3 separate regions of the Homo sapiens genome follow, and all the other regions are linked to region 3. The links are chromatin loops, found by intact Hi-C in ENCODE. Cell type or tissue: endothelial cell of umbilical vein. All regions are shown on one strand. Each heading gives the region's core, and the rest is flanking DNA. Links, peaks and the distances in the headings are about the cores only.

The links. Hi-C counts contacts between places; a loop is a spot of excess contacts. Peaks named below come from ENCODE experiments on the same cell type or tissue, not always from the same donor. Only the 100,000 strongest peaks of a DNase experiment are listed, where the experiment ranks them.
Region 1: a loop joins it to region 3, with 21 times the contacts of the local background. A loop is called at or near these places in 3 of 110 quality-filtered maps.
Region 2: it touches region 3 in a loop (17-fold over the local background); 10 of 110 quality-filtered maps call a loop at or near these places.

Annotation. Positions count from the first base shown.
Region 1 is chrX:40,918,703-40,925,451 of GRCh38, forward strand. No RefSeq gene overlaps it. Among named protein-coding and RNA genes, the nearest start is that of USP9X, 160 kb to the right of the region's middle. In endothelial cell of umbilical vein, for the core only: CTCF peaks have their summits at 3,874 and 4,079; a DNase peak (open chromatin) is centred at 3,779.
Region 2 is chrX:41,111,150-41,117,898 of GRCh38, forward strand. All of the region lies in intron 1 of USP9X (ubiquitin specific peptidase 9 X-linked), which reads left to right. Among named protein-coding and RNA genes, the nearest start is that of USP9X, 29 kb to the left of the region's middle. RefSeq lists a silencer at 3,501-3,633 and an enhancer at 5,894-5,953. In endothelial cell of umbilical vein, for the core only: a CTCF peak has its summit at 4,152 (motif pointing left); no DNase peak of the experiment used is centred there.
Region 3 is chrX:40,541,362-40,548,110 of GRCh38, forward strand. No RefSeq gene overlaps it. Among named protein-coding and RNA genes, the nearest start is that of ATP6AP2, 36 kb to the right of the region's middle. In endothelial cell of umbilical vein, for the core only: a CTCF peak has its summit at 2,717 (motif pointing right); a DNase peak (open chromatin) is centred at 2,830; H3K27ac peaks cover 1,075 bases.

The DNA.
Region 1 (6,749 bases), core at 834-5,833, 380 kb after region 3:
GGTGAAGGGTATACAGGAATGATCTGTACTATCTTGGCATCTCTTCGGTAAATCTAAAATTATTTAAAAATAAAATGTTAAACATAAATAAATAAATACTCTTTACTCCTGACACATAACATGTTAAAGTGAATTTTTACCTTCAAAGAAAAATACTTCTGTCTCTATTATTGAGCTATAGGCTTTAAATAACTCTCAAAAGATGAGAACATTGGCATACTTGCACCACCTCCATGTTTTCCCCCTTCTAGAATCTCCAGAAATATATGATAATTTTTATTTATACAATTAGAGTATATAACGTTTATATGATATTCTCTTTCTGCAGTTACTTTAGCTTTTAATGGGCCCATTGATCGCTGTCATCATTTTTACTATTACATCCGTTTGTAGAAATTTATCAGACAATTGTATTTCCAAGAAGAAAGGCTCTCGGGAAGTATAAAGGCATCTGTTTGTGACATTATACTTGGATGACGGTCTGGCTTGGCACACATACTCTTTCCCTGAAGATTTGGTAGGCATTGCGCCTCCATCTTCTGATGTTGGATGCTATTATGGTGAGGTTGGAAGCCAGACAATTTTTTCCCAGTCACAAATGATGTGGTTTATTTGCAAGGATTCCCATAGGATTCTTTCCTAATCTCCAAAGTCCAGTAACTTCATCAGTATATGAACTGAACTTACTTGTTCTGTGGCAATTTTACCTGGGATAAGTTTGTTCTTTCAAGCTATGAATTCAAGTCTTATTACTAGAAGCACTCTTGAATGATATATTTGAACATTTTTGTTGATGTTGTGGTTCCATTTAATCTATTCTATTATTCAGAAACACCAATCATGCATATGGTGGATAACCTTTGTTCTCTATATATGTCACTTTCTTTACAATCCTTTTAAACTTTTAAAACTATTTATTATATTTTCATTCATTTTGCTCACTTTTTCCAAGCCTTCCTTCCATGCCCATAGCTGTTTTTTGAACAGTATCTGTTTTCCTTTTTGCTGCTCCTATTAGGGCCTTCATTTCTCTTTTATTTTTGTTTTCTCTATTTCTTTCTTGAGTGCTGTCAGCTCATTTTTAATCTCCTTTATTTTATTTCTTTCTTGAGGTATTGTATCTCTGCCTAAGCCCATGACTGATTCACAGATTTTCTTTTTATTACTTTTTTTTGCATATTTTTGGTCATGATTTTTATTTTTTTTCCATGGCAAACTATTTCTGCTGTGTGCTTTTCTGTCCTGTCTTGGCCATGCCCCTTTATTCTTGAGGATATTTTTGTATAGTTCCTATATTGCCTTCTTTTTATTATTACTAATATTTCAATGATGATTGATTTTGCTAGACCAGCTCTGTGGAAAGCAGAAGGGACAGTGCTGAGTTCTGAACAACAAAACATTTTGTTAGTTCAGAATTCCTTGGAGCCTCTCAAGGTACAAGATAGTGTGTGAGAGTTATTGGTTTAGTCTTTTCTTCTCCCCAACCAATAATGGTAGACAGGTGCCAGTCTGGTCATCAATCTCAATGTCCTTTCCACCCTACCACAGCAACAGACTGCTTATGCAAAGATGGCTTATCATCAATTCCTGGCCTGGCCCCACTTCAGCTACCACTTCTGCAGCCAGCCTGTGTACCTGTATCATGCTGGGGCAAGTCAGGTGTTAGTGATTTTGTCCACAATGGTGTGCCACATACCCTAGGGGTCTCTACCCTACTACATGTGCCTGGCATCAGAAGAGCCAGGGACTCTTTCCTGACCCCCATTTTTCCTCACTGCACTAAGCAGCTCTTCCATACTCATTGTAATTTCAGGTGATAGCTGCCTCTTACTCTCCTACTCTCACTGAAGGTGTGGTTTCTGTTCCTGTTTCTTTCTTTCTTTTTTTTTTTTTTTTTTTTGAGACAGGGTCTCACTCTGTTGCCCAGGCTGGAGTGCAGAGGTATGATCTTGGCTTCTTGGCTCACTGCCACCTCTGCCTCCCGGCTTCAAGTGATTCTCATGCCTCAGCCTCCCAAGTAGCTGGGACGACAGGCACGTGCCACCACGCCATGGTAATTTTTGTATTTCGCCATGTTGGCCAGGCTGGTCTCAAACTCCTGACTTCAGGTGATCCTCCCACCTCGGCCTCTCAAAGTGCTGGAATTACAGGCATGAGCTACTGCACCCAGCCTCCATTCCTGTTTCTCATTCTCCTTGCTGTATCTGGTTGTTTACAGAGAGGAGAACACAAAGATGATAATTAAGAATATATTCTCTGGAGTAAGACAGGTCTGTGTTTGAATCCAGGCTCTGCTATTCATTAGCTATGTAATCTTAGACAAGTTATGAAACCACTTTAGTTCTCAGTAATGGGATAATAATACTTACCCCAAAATGTTGCCAAGAGGATTAAAGGATATAAATTTCAGTTCTAGGTTCTGTACCAGTCATATAACAAGCTTTCACTGAATGTTAGCTTTTTAAAAATTACTATTAGTACAATAACTATTAAAGAAACTAAATTTGTAACTAAATATCTTTTAGAAAAGAAAGCTCCAGATCCAGATAGTCCAAAATTCTACCAAACATTTAAAGAATAAATAATGCTAATTCTGCAAATCTCTTCCAGAAAGTAGAGGAGAATACTTCCCAACTTATTTTATGAAGGCAGTATTACCATGATGCCAACACCAGATATAGACATTACAAGAAAAGAAAATGATATATTAAGATCCCTTTTGAACATAGATACAAACATTAGTAAATCAAACCAGCAATATATAAAGAGAATAATATCCTGTAACCAAGTGGGGTTTATCCTATGAATGAAAGTCTCATTCAATATGCAAAAATCAATGCAATCCATCATATCAACAAACTAATGAAGAAGAACCATATGATCACATCAAATGATGCAGAAACAGCATTTGTCAAAAGTTAACATCCATTCATGAAAAAACAAAAAACTCTCAGCAAACTAAGAATAGAAAGAAACTTCCTCAACCTAATGAAAGGCATCTATTTAAAAATCTACAGCAAACATCATTGTTAATAATGAAAGATGGAATACTTTGCTTCTAAGATTGGGAAGAAGGCAAGGAAATACACTGTCACTACTCCTATTAGATTTCATACTGGAAGTCCTAGCCAGTGCAATAAGGCAAGAAAAATAAATAAAATGTGTACATATTGAAAAGGAAGAAATAAAACTGTCCTTATTCACAGGTAAGATAATCGTCTATAAAGAAAAGTCAAAGAAATCCACACACACAAAATTCTAGAATTAATAAGGAAGTTCAGCAAGGTTGCAGGATATAAGGTCAACACACAATATTTCTGTACACTAATAATTTGGCAATCAAGTTTCTGTATAATAACAATTTGGAAACGAAATTTTTAAATGCAATTTACGTAGCTCCAAAAAATCTAGGCATAAATCTAACATAAATCTAAAAGTTTAATGACATTGATCTTAGCAATGATTTCTTGGATATGACACCAAAAGCACAGGCAGAAAAACCAAAAATAGACAAGGTAGGGCTATGTCAGGGCTGATAAGACAAGTTAGGGCTAAAAAGCTTCTGCACAAAAAAGGAAATAATCAACAGAGTGAAAAGGCAACCTATGGAATGGGAGAAAATATTTTCAAACCATGTATCTGATAAGAGGTTTGTCCAAAATATTAACATGGCATTTGAGGTTGGGGCATGGAAAAATACTGAGGCACTGTGTGTATGTTATTTGTGCATGGGAATGTAACTCCTTGACCCTGAAAACAGGACGAGGAGTGGAATGTGTGATAAGGAATGCTGTAAACAGCCTCCTGAGAATGCGGTTTGAGTGCTTTTACAAGGCCATAGGTGTCTAATGACCCAACCTCAAAAGGCCATCTAGTGGATGTTCGTAGTTTAACAAGCCCTTTCAATAAATACTTGGCGGACGGATTCCGGGGTGACACTCTTTCTCAGAAGAGTGATCCCCCGCCCTGCTCAGCTGGAATTGTCTGAGAACTCATTCTTGGTGTTCACTACAAGCTATAAGCTCTGCAGAAATAACCTGAATGTCCATCAACACATGAATGGATAAAGAAAATGTGGTACAGTATATATACCCTTGATGGAATATTATTCATTCCTTAAAAGGAAGGAAATCCTGTCACATGCCACAACATGGATGAACCTGGAGGACATTATGCTAAATGGAATAACGCATTCACAATAAGGACAAATACTGCATGATTCCACCTATATGAAGTATCTAAAGAAGTCAGACTCATTGAAATAGAGAGTAGAATGGTAGCTGCCAAGGACTGGGGGTAGTGGGAAGTGGGAGAGTTGCCATTCAGTAAGTATAAAGTTTCACTCATGCAAGATTAAAAATTCCTAGAGATCTACTGTATATCATTGTGCTTATAGTTAACAATACTGTATTGCACACTTAAAAGTTGTTAAGAGAGTAGATCTTGGACTATGTGGGTTTTTTTTTTTACTACAATTTTTTTAAAAGCTGAGGCTAAGCCTGAAGCCATTAACAGCTAAAGGCTATTAGCTAACTTAACTCCTGGCAGTTGAATGGTAAATTCTTTCTTAAAGATCACAGCAGAACACCTCCATGAACCTTGTGCTGCTCAACATTTTCAATAGCAGTGAGTGAGATGAAGGCACAGAATGATAGACTCTGACATATCTGCAGCTGACTCACAATATGAAGATAGTCTTTTGGTATGGTTTGGATGTTTTGTTCCCTCCAAATCTCATGTTGAAATGTGACCTCCAATGTTGGAGGTGGGCCTGGTTGGGGGTGTTTGGGGCATGGGAGTGGATCCCTCATGAATGTCTTGGTGCTGTTCCCACAATAATGAGTGAGTTCTCACTCTATTAGTTCACATGAGATCTGGTTGTTTAAAGAGCCTGGGACCTTGTCCCTTTCTCTCTCTCTCTTGCCATGTGACACACTGGATCACATGGCCTTTGCCTTCTGCCATGATTGTAAGCTTCCTGAGGCCCTCACCAGAAGCAGATGCTTGCACTGTGCTTCGTGTATAGCCTGCAGAACCATGAGCCAAATAAACCTCTTTTCTTTTCAAGTTACCCTGTCTCAGGTATTCCTTTATAGCAACACAAGCGGACCAACACATCCTATTATAGACAACAAAATCAAGTTTGAAAACTTTCTTGATGGCTGGGACAGAGCTGGACTGAATTCAACAAGATGAAATCCCATGAAGGTTAATGAAAGATCTTCCATTTAGGTTTGTGATAACCAATTATATAAGTACTAATGGTGAAATTTTTTTCCATCTATATGCCAGGATCTGAGAGTTTTATTTGACTACAAGACTAAAAATGATGCAAGAATGTGTGCTATGGCTACTTAAAGAGCAAACAAAGACTGGCCACATTAATAAAAGTATTGTGTCTAGAACCAGGGAAGTAATATTCTGTCTGAAGCAGGATGTTCCCTTCTGGGCATCACTATTTAAGAAGGACACTGACAATTTAGATACCATTCAGAAAAGGGTAACCAGGTTCTTGGAAGGTCAACAACAGATGAAGAAATAGGGTCCACTTGTTGTGTTATCATAGCACCCTATAGTTTTCCTGTGAGGGATTTATATAACATTGTAAAATAAATAATGCTGTAGTTGTACAAATGTTTTCAAATTTCTTTAACTTTTTATTTTGAGATTATTATAGATTTACAGGAAGTTGCAAAGATGGCACAGAGAGGTCCCATGAGCCCTTTACCTAGTTTACCTTAGTGATACATCTTATATATTTATAGCAAAATATCCAAACCAGAAAGAAAATTGACATTGGCACAATGTTTGTGTATAGTTCCGTGCCATTTTGTCACAAGTGTAGATTTGTGTAACCACCACCACCGGTTTTATTGATCTTTTTAAAGAACCAACTCTTTGTTTCATTGATTTTCTCTGTTTTTCTTTTCGATTTTCAGCTTCATTGATTTCTGCTCTTGTCTTTATTCTCTCCTTCCTTCTGCTTGCTTTGGGTTTATTTTGCTCTTATTTTTCTAGGTTCTTGAAGTTGGAGCTTAAATTATTTATTTGAAACTTTTCTTCTTTTCTAATGTAAGCATTTAGTGCTTTAAATTTCCCCCTCAGCACTGCTGTGTACCACAGATTTTTATAGGATGCATTTTCATTTTCACACAGTTCAGTGTATTTTTTAATTTCACCTGTGACTTCCCCTTTGACACATGGATTATTTGGAAGTATTTTGTTTAATTTCCTAGTGTTTGGAGATTTTCCTGTTATCTTTCTACTATTGATTTCTAGTTAGTTTACATTGTGGTCAGAGAACACACTGTATGATTTCAATTCTTTTACATCTGTTAAGGTTTGTTTTATGGCCCAGGATATGGCCAATCTTGGTATACATTCCATGGGCACTTGAAAATTATGTGTATTCTGCTTGTTGGATGGAGTGTTCTATAAACATTGATTCCATCCTGTTGGTTGATGTTGGTGTTTTTTATTCTGTATCCTTGCTGGTTTTCTGTCTAGCTGTTTATTAAATGTTGAGAGAAGAGCTCAACATTTAATTATAGTTGTCTCCAGCTATAATTGTGGATTTGTTTATTTTTCCTTTCAGTTCTGTCAGTTTTTGATTCGAATATTTAGCTGCTCTGTTATTTGGTGCATATACACATAAGAATCTATGTCTTCTTGGCGTATTGAGACTATTATCACTTGTAATGTCAGTCTACGTCCCTGGCAATTTTCTTTTCTCTGCAGTCTACTTTATC
Region 2 (6,749 bases), core at 1,038-6,037, 570 kb after region 3:
GTGGGGCCTTTGGGAGGTGATTGGGTCACGAGAGTGGAACCTTCACAAATGGGATTAGTGCCCTTGTATTAATAAAAGAGACTCCAGGGAGTTCCCTCACTCTTTCTGCCTTGTGAAGATACAGTAAGAAGATTGCTATCTGTAAACCAGAACGCAGGCCTTCACCAGACGCTAAATATGCTTGGCACCTTGATCTTAGACTCCCCAGCCTCCAGAACTGTTAAGTGTTACTTGAGCCACTCACTCTGAGCTTTTGTTACAGAAGGGGCTAAGACAAACAAACACCTGTTGTTTGCCAATGAATCCTTGGGATTCAGTGATGAGCAAAGCTTGCATAGCTTCTGCCCTTAAGGAGCTTTTATGTTTTAGTAAGAAGATAAACTCACACAGGTGCTATGAGAAAATAGGGTAGCTGGCTCCTAGAGTCTAGGATGTGAGTACTTGATGAATCCTGAGTCAGGAGAGTTGGGAGCTGCTGAATTAATATGGGTAAAACTAAGCAGACTGCTTTGTTCAGAGGCTCTCAGAGGTGGCATGAAGGAGCACTTTGTGAAGGAACAACAAGAAGGCAAATTGAACTGGAGTTTGAACAAGCTTTGGCTGGGGTTAGCTGCAAGATGAGGCTGGAATTGGGTGTTTGAGGGCCTTGTAGACCATTAGATAAGTATTTTGATCTTCATCCTGGTCTTTGAAGATTTTTTTTTTTTTTTTTTGAGACGGAGTTTCACTCTTGTTGCCCAGGCTGGAGTGCGGTGGCACAATCTTGGCTCACTGCAACCTCCACGTCCCGGGTTCAAGCAGTTCTCCTGCCTCAGCCTCCCTAGTAGCTGGGACTACAGGCATGCACCACCATGCCCGGCTAATTTTGTATTTTTAGTAGAGATGGGGTTTCTCCACGTTGGTCAGGCTGGTCTCGAACTCCCGACCTCAGGTGATCTGCCTGCCTTGGCCTCCCAAAGTGCTGGGATTACAGGCGTCAGCCACTGCGCCCAGCCAGTCTTTGAAGATTTTTAAGCAGTGCTGTGACATATTTTGCATTTCAGTAAAACTCATAGTGATGATTTTTAATACCGAAAGAACAAAACAATTGTAGGAATGGATGCAGGCCTGACAGTCACTGCTTTCAAAAGAAAGCTCAATCCCTTTTCCCTGTTGTTTCCTTTTCTCCCCGTTTGAATTTATAGAGAACAACAGATTCTGTAGAGAACCTTCATGGTATAGTTGGAAGAGCCAAGGGTTTTAGAGTCTTAACGGAAATTATTGTGATCTTGTATAAGCTCAGTGTACTTAATCTCTTAGCTTCTATTTATGTCTGTTAAATTGGACTGATGGCTGTATGAGATAGGTATTATGATTAAATGAGATTATACAAATAAAGCACCTACTGTTGTGCTTGATACACAAGTAAGTACTTAAAACTTTTCAAGAATAATATACAAACTAAGAACTGGAAAGGAGCCACAGAGAACTTTTGAATGGAATGGAACCAACAAGTCCACAAAAGAAAAAAAATCTTTAGCATAAATACTGAGACCTGTTTCGCCTTGCCCACAGGGTGGTTATGGACCATAGTGTCTAAATATAATTGATTGTGAGGTGTATGCTACAAGTAATTATAAGCAATTAAATAATTAGTTAAAATAGTAATGTTTGCAAATGAGATTACCTAAAAATATTAGAGTCAAGATTATCCCCTTAATAATTATTTTCACTCACATTTCATGTGTTTTCGATTGAGGCACCAAAAGAATCCTTGAAGTCCAGCATATAAGCTATTAATGTTTGCTGTTTTTATTTTGTGCTCTGCTTTATACAGTTTTTGTTTTTTGGCAATTTCTCTGTGTCCATAGAAGTGTGTCAAACCTGTGATAACCTTATTTTAGTGTCCTTTCTCATGCTGTGGTAGAAAAACTGCTGTGTAGGTTACTTTTTCTTCTAGACAACAATGCACTAAAATTTTGTCTTTAAAAACATAATTGAATCTGTCATAGCAACAGCATGTTCAATTTAAAAATTCAAAAAGATCTAAACTTGGCTTAAAAATACGTTTTTTTGTTGTTGTTTTTATTTGAGATGGAGTCTCGCTCTGTCGCCCGGGCTGGAGTGTAGTGGTGCGATCTTGCTCTCTGCAAGCTCTGCCTCCTGGGTTCACACCATTCTCCTGCCTCAGCCTCCCGAGTAGCTGGGACTTCAGGCACCTGCCACCATGCCCGACTAATTTTTTGTATTTTTAGTAGAGACAGGGTTTCACCGTGTTAGCCAGGATGGTCTCCAACTCCCGATTTGTGATCTGCCCGCCTCGGCCTCCCAAAGTGCTGGGGTTACAGGCATGAGCCACCGCGCCTGGCCAAAAATAAGTATTTTTGTACTCTAAAATGGTGGGCATTTTGAAAGAAAGCTTAGCTGAAAAGATGCTGCTTACTGGATTGTAATAAACATGAAACAATTGATTTATACATTCACATTATAATTTTAAATCAGTATATAGTTGACCCTTGAACAACATGGGTTCAAACTGTGTGGTCCACTTTCACTGCAGATTTTTTTCAATAAATATATTGGAAAATATTTTGGAGATTTGTGACAATTTGAAAAAAACAGGATAAACTGCATAGCTTGGAAATACTGAAAAAATTAAGAAAGGTGTGTCATGAACGCGTAAAATACATGTAGATAATAATCTATTTACTACCATAAAATATACATAAATCTATTATAAATTTAACATTTATCAAAACTTAATGCACACAAACGTTTTTATAGACCACATGTGGTGCCACGTGCAGTTGAGAGAAATGTGAACAAATGTAAAGATGGATTAAGTCATAACTGCATAAAATTAACTAGTACATTCTCTACTACTGTAATTTCATAGCCATCTCCTTTTGCTACTGCGATGAGTTTGTTGTAAGTATCCGATGAAAATATGTGACGCTGATCTCTGCATGAGCAGTTCATCTCTCCAGTAAATGGTCTATCATAGTAAAAAATGATCTCTCATGTTCTCATGTATTTTTCATCATGTTTAGTGCAATACCATAAACCTTGAATAACATTACGGGACTCATGAAGTGTCACTAGTGGTGCTGGCGAACAGGCTCCCAAGAAGCAGAGAAAAGTCATGACGTTATAATGTTCTGCAAAGTTTCTTATAAGAAAAAGTTGAATTGCTTGATAGGTACCATAGATTGAGGTCTGAGGTCTGCAGCTGTGGTTGTCCGCCATTTCAGATGATTGATCTTGTAAACAGATGATGTAATTTTACTTTATTGGTAAAAACAGTACAGTACTATAAATACATTTTCTGATTTTCTTCTTTCCTTTTTTTTCCCTTTTCTTTTTTTTTTTTTTGAGACTATCTCACTCTGTCACCCAGGCTAGAGTGCAGTGGTGCGATCTTAGCTCGCTGCAACCTCCACCTCCCGAGTTCAAGCGATTCTCTGCCTCAGCCTCCCTAGTAGCTGGGATTAAAGGTGCACACCATCACACCTGGCTAATTTTTTTTGCATTTTTTATTAGAGACGGGGTTTTACCATGTTGGCCAGGCCGGTCTCAAACTCCTGACTTCAAGTGATCCGCCCGCCTCAGCCTCCCAAAGTGCTGGGATTACAGGTGTGTGAGTCACCACCCCTTCTGAGTTTCTTTTTTTCTCTAGCTTGCTTTATTGTAAGAATACAGTATTATAATACATGTAACAAAATATGTTAGTCGCCTCTTTATGATCAGTAAGGCTTCTTGTCATCAGTATGCTGTTAGTAGTTAAGTTTCTGAGGAATCAAAAGTTATTTATGGGCCGGGCGCAGTGGCTTATGCCTGTAATCCCAACACTTTGAGAGGCCGAGGCGGGTGGATCACGAGGTCAGGAGTTTTAGACCAGCCTGGCCAACATAGTGAAAACCCATCTCTACTAAAAATACAAAAATTAGCCCGGCATTGTGGCACCTGCCTGTAGTCCCAGCTGCTTGGGAGGCTAAGGCAGGAGAATCACTTGAAACCAGGAGGCAGAGGTTGCAGTGAGCCGAGATTGTGCCACTGCACTCTAGCCTGGGCAACAGAGCAAGACTCCGTCTCCAAAAAAAAAAAAAAGAAAAAGAAAAAAAAAAAAAGTAGTGAGGTCTGGCGCCCTCTACTGGTGAAGGCTAAGTATAGCTTGTGTTGTACAGTTAGGTCTCTTGTCTCTAGTGAGTCAAATATTTTAATGGAAAAACAAGGGTTATAGATGTCGGTTAAACATAGAAATTTGAAAGGAAGAGAAGTAATTCCCTTTGATTGTTGGTGCATAAAACCGGAATAGGCAAAATTCACAAGTCAAGATTAATTTCCAAGTCAAGATAATTTCCATGTTTGAGCTTAAGGATGATCTATCAAATTGTTTTCTAAGAAACTCATTTCACTTTGATGTCCAGTAAAGGAAATAATCTGGTAGGGGGTTGGAGTTGCTGTTGCTTGTTTATTGTCTCTATCCCCAGTCTGTAATGTTCCACAAAAGCAGAGATATTTGATGCACTGTGTACTTCCATATATTCTCCTATGATTAGAACAATATGTGACCCATTGCAGATGCTCAGTACACAATTTTTGAATGACTAAGCTTTGAGTTTTTATTTAAACACCTTTTTTTTGGATGAAAAGAAAAATTGAGAGAAGAAAATCTTAAGTATCCTAGGATCATATGTAGAATCAGAGGATTTCAACGTGCTGTATAAAAGGAGAGAGATTCTGGAACATAGGGCAAATTTTAGCAGAGTTGGGATAATGACTGGGTAAGAAAGGATAATTCTTTGTTCTAAAAGGGATTTCTCTGGTATTAAGGCCCTGTGTGAAAGCTGCTGGAGAAATTCAGTTCTGCAAAGTTTAAAGTAAATGGTTTGCTGTTTATGGAGTACTAGATTACTTAATGCAGTCCAGCCTTTATCTAGGTAAAGGTGATGCTTTTCCCATTGTGGAAGATGTTAGGATGCTAAGTTTGAATATGAAAATGTGTTGTGTGTTGTAGAGGCAATCAAATCACCATTTTGGTTGTATTTCCCATTGAGAAAATTAAAGATGCTTCTGTTTGTGTAATAATTTTGTTTTTATGAAATAAAGCGTAAAACTTCATGTGGTAAAATTTCACACTGTGATTCATTGTATTTGAGCATGCCTATGGAAAGTGATTGTTACTGTGTCAAATATTGAATGATTTGAATAATTACTAAGTTGTTCAGTTGTGTGTAGGATACTGCTGCTTTGACTTGGTAGAGAGCTTGTTCTAGCCCTGCTAGGTATGCCTAAATCTCTGTGACATAAAAAACAGGCTCTTTTAGAGTTGTGAGACTGCTACTTGAAATCAGGCAAAGCTGTGTGATTCCCAGCTGTTTCCACCACTTGAGTATTGAATAGGATTTATTAAGAAAAGTAGTGGTGTTATTCTTGGATAACTTAGTTGTATCTGTGATAAGTTTTTTTCTCCCACTCAAACCTTTCCAAATTATATCTGAAGGCAATATTTTCAGATTCATTCCTGAAATATTTAGGAACTCTGCACAGTACATTGTAGAAAGGGAAAAGAAAATTTACATTTTTTTGAGAATTACTGTGCTTGCTATTTGTGAGACTCCTTTTATTAAAGCAATTCTCATGGCTTTCTTTTTTTTGTGTGGGTAATAGCATCTCAATTTTAAATACCTGGAAAAAGAATGAGAGAGGTTGTTACTTTCTTTTTAAGATAGGCAGATTGTAAGTGACAGAAGTTGGATTTTGAATGAGTTATGTTTGAATCCAGAAATTATTTTTAATTGCTCCATGCCTATTTCCTGCTCTTTATCTTGCATCTTAGTGTGCTGAGGGAAAGGGATCAAATTCTTATGTGGTAGTAGAGAGATGCAGCAGAGTATGCTATGCTGAGACCTGACATACCTGCTCAGCAATACCGGAAATATAGAAATGAGGACAGCTTGTCGGGTAGAAGAAACAGAAACCAAGAGCTAGAAAGGCGAGACTATATAAGAGATAGGGATAGCAAGCAGCTTGAGGCTTTTGCTGATTGAGTGTCCTGTCATAAGCAGAAGATGATTTAGTTCTGTGGTCTTAGAGAAAGGTGTTTTGAGAGAGGAGTTTCACACTGCCGCTTTTCCCATTTATCTTAGTTATTTTGTTTAAAGGGATAGTCCCTTAGTTATCCACATGATACTTTTGTCTAGAATAATTTATACCATGACTTTTGCCAGATATTTCTGATTTGTGTATAGATGGTTACTGAATTCATATAGATGGAAGGATATTGTGCATAAAAATATGAGAATATAATTTTGAGGTATTTTAGCTCAAATGATCTCCAAATGCTAAAAGAACTGCAAGGTAAGGGAACAGTGAGTACTCTATATATACAATTTTACTGTGGGAAAATATACATAAAATTTACCATTCTAACCTTTTTTTTTTCTTCTTCTTTTTTTTTTTTTTTTGAGACGGAGTTTTGCTCTGTTGCCCAGGCTGGAGTGCAGTGGTGCGACCTCGGCTCACTGCAAGCTCTGCCTCCTGGGTTCACGCCATTCTCCTGCCTCAGCCTCCCGAGTAGCTGGGACTACAGGCGCCCGCTATTGTATGTTTATTAGAGGTGGGGTTTCACCGTGTTAGCCAGGATGGTCTCAATCTCCTGACCTCGTGATCCGCACACCTTGGCCTCCAGAAGTGCTGAGATTACAGGCATGAGCCACCACGCCCGGCCCTTTTTTCTTCTTTTTTGAGACGGAGTCTCACTCTGTCAT
Region 3 (6,749 bases), core at 633-5,632:
AAAAGAATGAACTCTGTGGAACTCTGTGTCCTCATGTGGCAGAAGAGCAGAAGAGAGTGAACCCACTCCCACTAACCCTTTTTATAGTGGCATTAATTCACTCACGAAGGCAGAACCCTCATGACCTAAATATTTCACCAAAGGCCCCACCTCCCAACACTCTTGCATAGGGATTAAACTTCTAACAAATGAATTCTGGGGGACACATTCAGACCACAACAGTAAGCATTCAATGATTGGTAGTTTTTCATTATTGTTTCTGCTTTTGTTTATCTTTATCCTTTCTAAGGCTCTCCTCACTTTCTGTCTTGTACCATAGGTATTTACATGCCATCTTTAAATGCTCAACTGGTCTGCAAACTTCTTTCTTTTTCCTTTCTTTTTTCTTTTCTTTTTTTTTCTTTGAGACAGGGTCTCACTCTGCTGTTCAGGCTGGAGTGCAGTGGTGTGATCACGGTTCACTGTAGCCTCGACCTCCCAGGCTCAAGCAATCCTCCTGACTCAGCCTCCTGAGTAGCTGGAACCATAGGAACACATCGCCACACCTGGCTAATTTTTTTTTTTTTAATTTTGTAATAGAGGCAGGGTCTCCCTATGTCGCCCAGGCTGGTCTTGAACTCCTGGGCTCAACTGATCCTCCTCCCTCAGCTTCCCAAAGTGCTGAGATTACAGGTGCAAGCCACCATGCCCAGCCATGTCTGCAAGATTCTTGAAGGAAGAAGGTAGCTTATCTATCTAGCTACCTATCTATTTATCTACCCATTCATCTATCATCTATCTGTCTATCTAGATGTCTATCTGTCTGTGACCACTGTTGCCTTTTACTCCTACTTCCTGGTGGCCATACTCACCCTCAGATCAGGTTGCATTGGAGTGACTGGGGGATTTTTTTAATACATATCCAGCTAAGGGGAAGTTGAGTTGAGGATATATTTAAGTTAGGTTTAGTGGAATATTTTGTGTGTACTGTTTTGTTGTTGTTGTTGTTGTTGTTTTGAGGCAGATTCTCGCTCTGGCACCCACAGTAGAGTGCAATGGCGCCATCTGGGCTCACTGCAACCTCCGCCTCCCATGTTCAAGCAATTCTCCTGCTTCAGCTTCCCGAGTAGCTGGGATTACAGGCTTGTGCCACCACACCGGGCTAATTTTTATATTGTTAGTAGCGACAGGGTTCCAACGTGTTGGCCAGGCTGGTGTCGAACTCCCGGCCTCAGGTGATCCGCCTGCCTCAGCCTCCCAAAGTGCTGGGATTACAAGTGTGAGCCACCGTGCCTGGCCTTTTATGTGTACTTTTAAGACATTACTAGCTATCCCAGTGTCAGCATGGCTTCTGGGAAACTCTCACCACCCACTGGATCGACTTTCCAGTTGGTTCAGGCCCAGAGGTTAGATCTCAGTGTAAATCCATCTTATGGTGTCCAGAACCAGAAGTATAGTGGAAGAGAAACAAGGTTTGAAAAGTATGGAGTCAGAAACTACTCTGTGGAAAATTCAGGCATGAAAACTTGTAAGCAGAGGATTCAGTTGCCATCCAAGCCTAGACAAAACGGAAATACTCCCCTGTCTGAAATATATTCGGTGATGCAATGTATACAATTATGAACGTACCATATATTTTTCTTTTCTGATGGAATGTATGTGAAATAGAATGGATCAGAATTCCTGGTTTATAGGGCACAAACCTACATCAGTACAAAAAACAGAAAGCAGGTCTGTGTGTGAAGTCACATGTTTTATCCAGCCCAGTGAATTGGACTGCATCTTGGAGTACCTGATGTCCCTTGTCCTGATGAAGTCTGGCAGTTCCAGATGAAACGGCAGGCCAAATTGCCACTGACACAGCAAAATGCCCTAAAGAAACATATTTATCAACGAGTCAATTTTTATCCCATAAGAGTAATTCGATTACATAATTACGTAGCCCTGCACAATGTAGAGGAAATTTAAGAAGGCATTTGAATTGCCCTTATATGCCCTAATTTCAGATGAACTATATAATATATATATTAAATGTATTAAATGTGTGTGTATATATACATATATACACACACACACACATTTTTGGAATCATTGATCCCACTGAAGATTGATCAACCAGTATGCAGCCAAAAATGGCAAGATTAAAAACTGCTATAGAGGTGTGTTAGGCAGTTAATTAATAAAAACATGTTGTCATATTGTCTGAATTTTGTGAGGTTTAGGGTACTTGTCAACTGTTCAAAATTCAGAATTTCTTGTGATTTCTTTTCATACTAAAGTGTGTACCTGGAATCCTATATACTGTTACTTAAAGTGGAATTTCAAAATTGTGTAAGTTCCTGGCCCCACTTTGCCTGGGTCCTCATCAAGTGTCACCCCTGACATGTGTGGTACACACCACACAGCACACACATTTCCACAGGCGGTCATGCTGGGAGGTGTATCTCTTGGTGGGGGGAAGAAAGGGCCAAGGGCCTTGATGGAGGTAAAAAAGGCTATGGTTCTATCATGTAATAGAGCTGGGACTTGGAATCCACAGAGGTGAAACGGTGGGGCAAATCCAATCACTCGGCTTCCACTTTGGGGACTGAGGCACAAGAATGGCAAATAGAAAAAGAGGAGGGGGTTAGCAGTATCCATGGTCTCTTTAAAAAAAAAAAAGAAAAGAAAAGAAAAAGACGAAGGGGAGATAAAGACCCTTCTAAGTAGGTTGCAGTTCTGTATTTGGCCACAAGATGGTGGTAAAAGAGTGTGCTCTACATTCAGTCAAAAACTCATTAAGAGCTAATCAAAGCAAAGCGGGTTTTTCCTGTTTCCTGCCAGTGCTTTCTCCCCTTTTCCAAGCCTCAGTGCGTTTACTATTGTTCCATTCTTTTTGGTTAAAGTCATCACAAATCTGCGTTTTTGTTTGTTAACTCAGCTGTAACCTGCAGTTCGTCTTCTAGACAACTTTCCCTGCTTCTTATAGTTAAGGATTATGTTCTTATTAACTATTATTAGAAGAATTTTCTGACCCAGAAGTTTCAGGACTTAAAGCTATAGTCTTAGTTCAATAATTGTCTGATTACGTGCTGCTCTGCTTGGAGCTTTCATTACTCGGCTTCTATTTCGCGTGTGTTTCTCCATACCCCCTCCCTCAGGGCTCTGTACAGAGTTTTATCTGAAAAACCAGCTTCGACCCCCGTCTGTCCAGGAGAGATATGGTTCCATCTGGTTTTGCTGGGGCCCTGCGAAGGCTGAATTACTCCTATGTTAACCATAACAAAAATGGGCAACTTGCCTAAGAAAAACAATGACAGAAATAGAAGAGTCAGCCTTGCTGGATCCAATCCTTCATTTTCCAAGCTGGTTTTGGACACCATTGCCCCCTTCTCTCCTACCTGCCTCCCAAGATTTTGACAGCCCTGTAGGCCAACACTATTTGCTCAGAACACACCCCCCAGAAAGCACGGGGCAGCCACAACAACTGATCACCTTCCTAACCCCTTTTGAGAGTTTTGCCATCACTGAGGGCCCTTGACCTGAACATGTACTTGGTATATGAGCGGGGGCCTCTTGCTGGGAAACCATGCCAAAAATGAGAGGCAAAGGACACAGCTCAAGAGCAACCACGCTGCTCTCCTGAGTGTACAGGTACAGGAGCTCCTGCCTCTCCAGCAGTTGAGATGACCATGTTTATTTTGATGAGTCGTGTTTGCCTTCTTAGATTGATGACACTGCTGGCTGAGGTTAGAGAGCCATCTGTGTAAGAGGACACAGCAAAGTTCACTGGCCCACACTCACAGCAGATCTTGGCTGCATCCTTAGTAAGCCTCCCATGATCCTTGACTGCTCCAGGATTGACACGTCCCGTGAGACAATGGGCACTTTTGCAAAGAGGAGCAGAATTAGAAATCTCAGTCTGTTTCCTCTGCAAAGTGCCTTTCTCGCTCCAGATCCTGATTATTCTGGTTTGGCCTTGTATAAATGTCCTGCTCTGAACAACAGCTTGGATCCTCTGGTTGGGCAGAATGGGAGAATCAGTGCTGGACAAGGAGTTAGGGGACCCAGATTCAGACGCCAGCTGTGTCCCTTTTTTTGGAATGAAGGACTTCTTCCCCTAGCTTCAAAGAATGCCACCAGCAGACACCCTTCCCCCATCCCCATCAGGCCCTTAGCTATGGCCAGGGCCGCATCTTTTCCCAGGATAGCCCACATCTGATGACTGATTGACAAGGGGGAATTAAGGCTCGGCCCTCTTATTCCATCTTGGGACAGCTCCAAGGGTCATTCAATCTTTCAACCTCCTTATAGAGTGGGCTAAGACTTCCCTAAAGACTGCATCATAGCTCGACTTCTCCTTCTGCCCACTCTTGCTTTCTTCTCTTCCCTTCCTCAGTCATGGATCCCACAGGCTCTCCCTAATAAACCTCCCGCACACTAAAGTCCACTTCAGAGTCCTACTTCCCGGAAAGCCCAGCATGCAACAGGGACCCTGAGAAAGTTCAGTACCTTTTCTGAACTGTCAGGAGGTTGTCCGAGAGCCACAGAACTGTGTTTTGTGCTACCTCTCTTTGTGGTCATTTTCTCTCAGCTGCTCACTATAGATTCCACCAGCTCTTGGCAACTAGACCCACCAAGGAACCCAAAAAGGCCCAAGAACCCAGTCACAAAGATGTATTCATGCTGGAAGTGGCTGCTCACCATGGCAGGCTAGCAGGCGGTGCTGGGACACGGTCTATAGCTCTCGACTCCAATCCAAAGAGCATGGCTGTATTTGGTTTTCAAGCCCATTTGCTGCTTAATTCTAAGGAATAATTTCCCCACTCAGTTCCTTCAACCTGGAGACAGGCCTGGAAGGTTGTCCACTGGACTGCTTTATCCCACCATTGACCTTTTCTACCTCTCTTCCTATAGAGCAGCCCTGCCCAATAGGCATAGAATTCAAGCCACATATGTAATCTCCAATACTAACAGCTATATACACAAAAGTAAAAAAGAAACAGGTGAAATTGACCAAAACAATATACTTTACTTAACCCAATGTGTCCAAAATAGGATCATTTCAATATGTGATCAGCATGAAAATAAGGTATTTTAAATTCTTTTTGTTCATACTGTCTTTAACATCTGGTGTATCTGACATAGTACATCTCAGATTGGACTAGCCCCATTGCCCATTCTATTGGACTAATCACAATACAGTTTAGGCAACCGTATTGGACAGAGCTGGCATAGATTATACATCAAGAGAGTTGCAGAACAAGGCATATGAGAATCTAGGATTTTGTAGCAGAGCGCTTCGGTTTCTAAGGCCGATGAGTTTGAAGCCTCAACTCGTAGGTTTTTGCTGGCCCTTGTATCTCATTTTTCCATAAATTAAGGATAGGCCAGGCTCAGTGACTCAGCCCTGTAATCCCAGCACTTTGGGAGGCCAAGGCAGGCAGATCACTTGAGCCCAGGAGTTCGAGACCAGCCTGGGCAACCTGGCAAAACCCCGTCTCTACAAAAAATTCAAAAATTAGCCAAGTGTGGTGGTGCATGCCTGTAGTCCCAGCTGCTAGGGAGGCTGAGGTGGGAGGATCGCTTGAGCCCAAGAGGTCAAGGCTGCAGAGTTGTGATTGTGCTACTGCACTCCAGCCTAGGCAACAGAGCAAGACCCTATCTCAAAAAAAAAAAAAAATGGATAATGTAAGGATAATATTCTACCTGCCTCATAATATAGGTGTGAGCCTCTAACAAGATAATGCCCCTAAAGCAACAATGACATCATAGATTATCCCAAAACAATGGCTTTCGAACTGACTTCCCCCAACCCCAAGGCCTACCAGCAGCTAGCAACATTAGCCAGGACTGAGGCTTGTAATGTTTGAAAGCAATACCAAAGACATGTTTATTTAGAGTTGCATTTGTGTGCCTCTTACAAAGTCTTGACCAATTTTCTAATCCCAATCAGGAAAGGAAGCGTTTGGAGTGAGGTATAATGCTACGTGTTCCTTTAGAATGTAAAACGTTTAATTAGATGCCAAGAATTGAAAATCTTGATTCAGAGCCCGAAATGGCTAATAAGGTTTTATTGTTGCTATCACTTAGAGTTTTTATAGAACTTTAGGCTTGCAAAGTGCTTTTCAATCACTTGAGAGAATCTAAGTTTGTTAACAGCGAGATGAAAAAATGTTCCATTCATCAGGAGAGACAACATACATAATATTTTAAGTATTTAAGAATTATGACCCTGCTGTGAGAACTACTACAATTACTTCTATGTGGATACAAGAGATTCTAGTTATAGACATAGGACATTAATGCAGATACCAGTGTTATTACCCTGCTGAGTCTGCAAGGGCGAACTTTTGCAAGTCAGGAAATAGGAAAGTTTCTAAAACAAACATTAGCTGGCTCTAGTTACATATACGGAGCTTTTTGCCCACATGTGATTTTTGAACATTTTTATAAAGGGGCCCTTAAGGTTTTGTAGGTGATCATATTATAAAGTCATACATAGTTCCAAAATGGCATAATCTGTGGCCCTGGGTCCCTGAAATCTCCAGGATTCTGCTGTTGGGCCTCCTGCAATGGGAGACAAATTTGTACCAATTCCTCTACACATATTATCAGTGGGGCAGCATTGGCTGGAAAGCATGTGAAAAGCCAATTTCTCCTTCCCATGTATACCCAAGGCGAATTCAGGGCCTCTAGCCTGTTGGATGTATCAATTAGCTTCTGCTACAACTCAGCTCAGAGCATACAACAGTGAGTGTTGGTGGATCTGGATGGTTGGTTAGGTGACT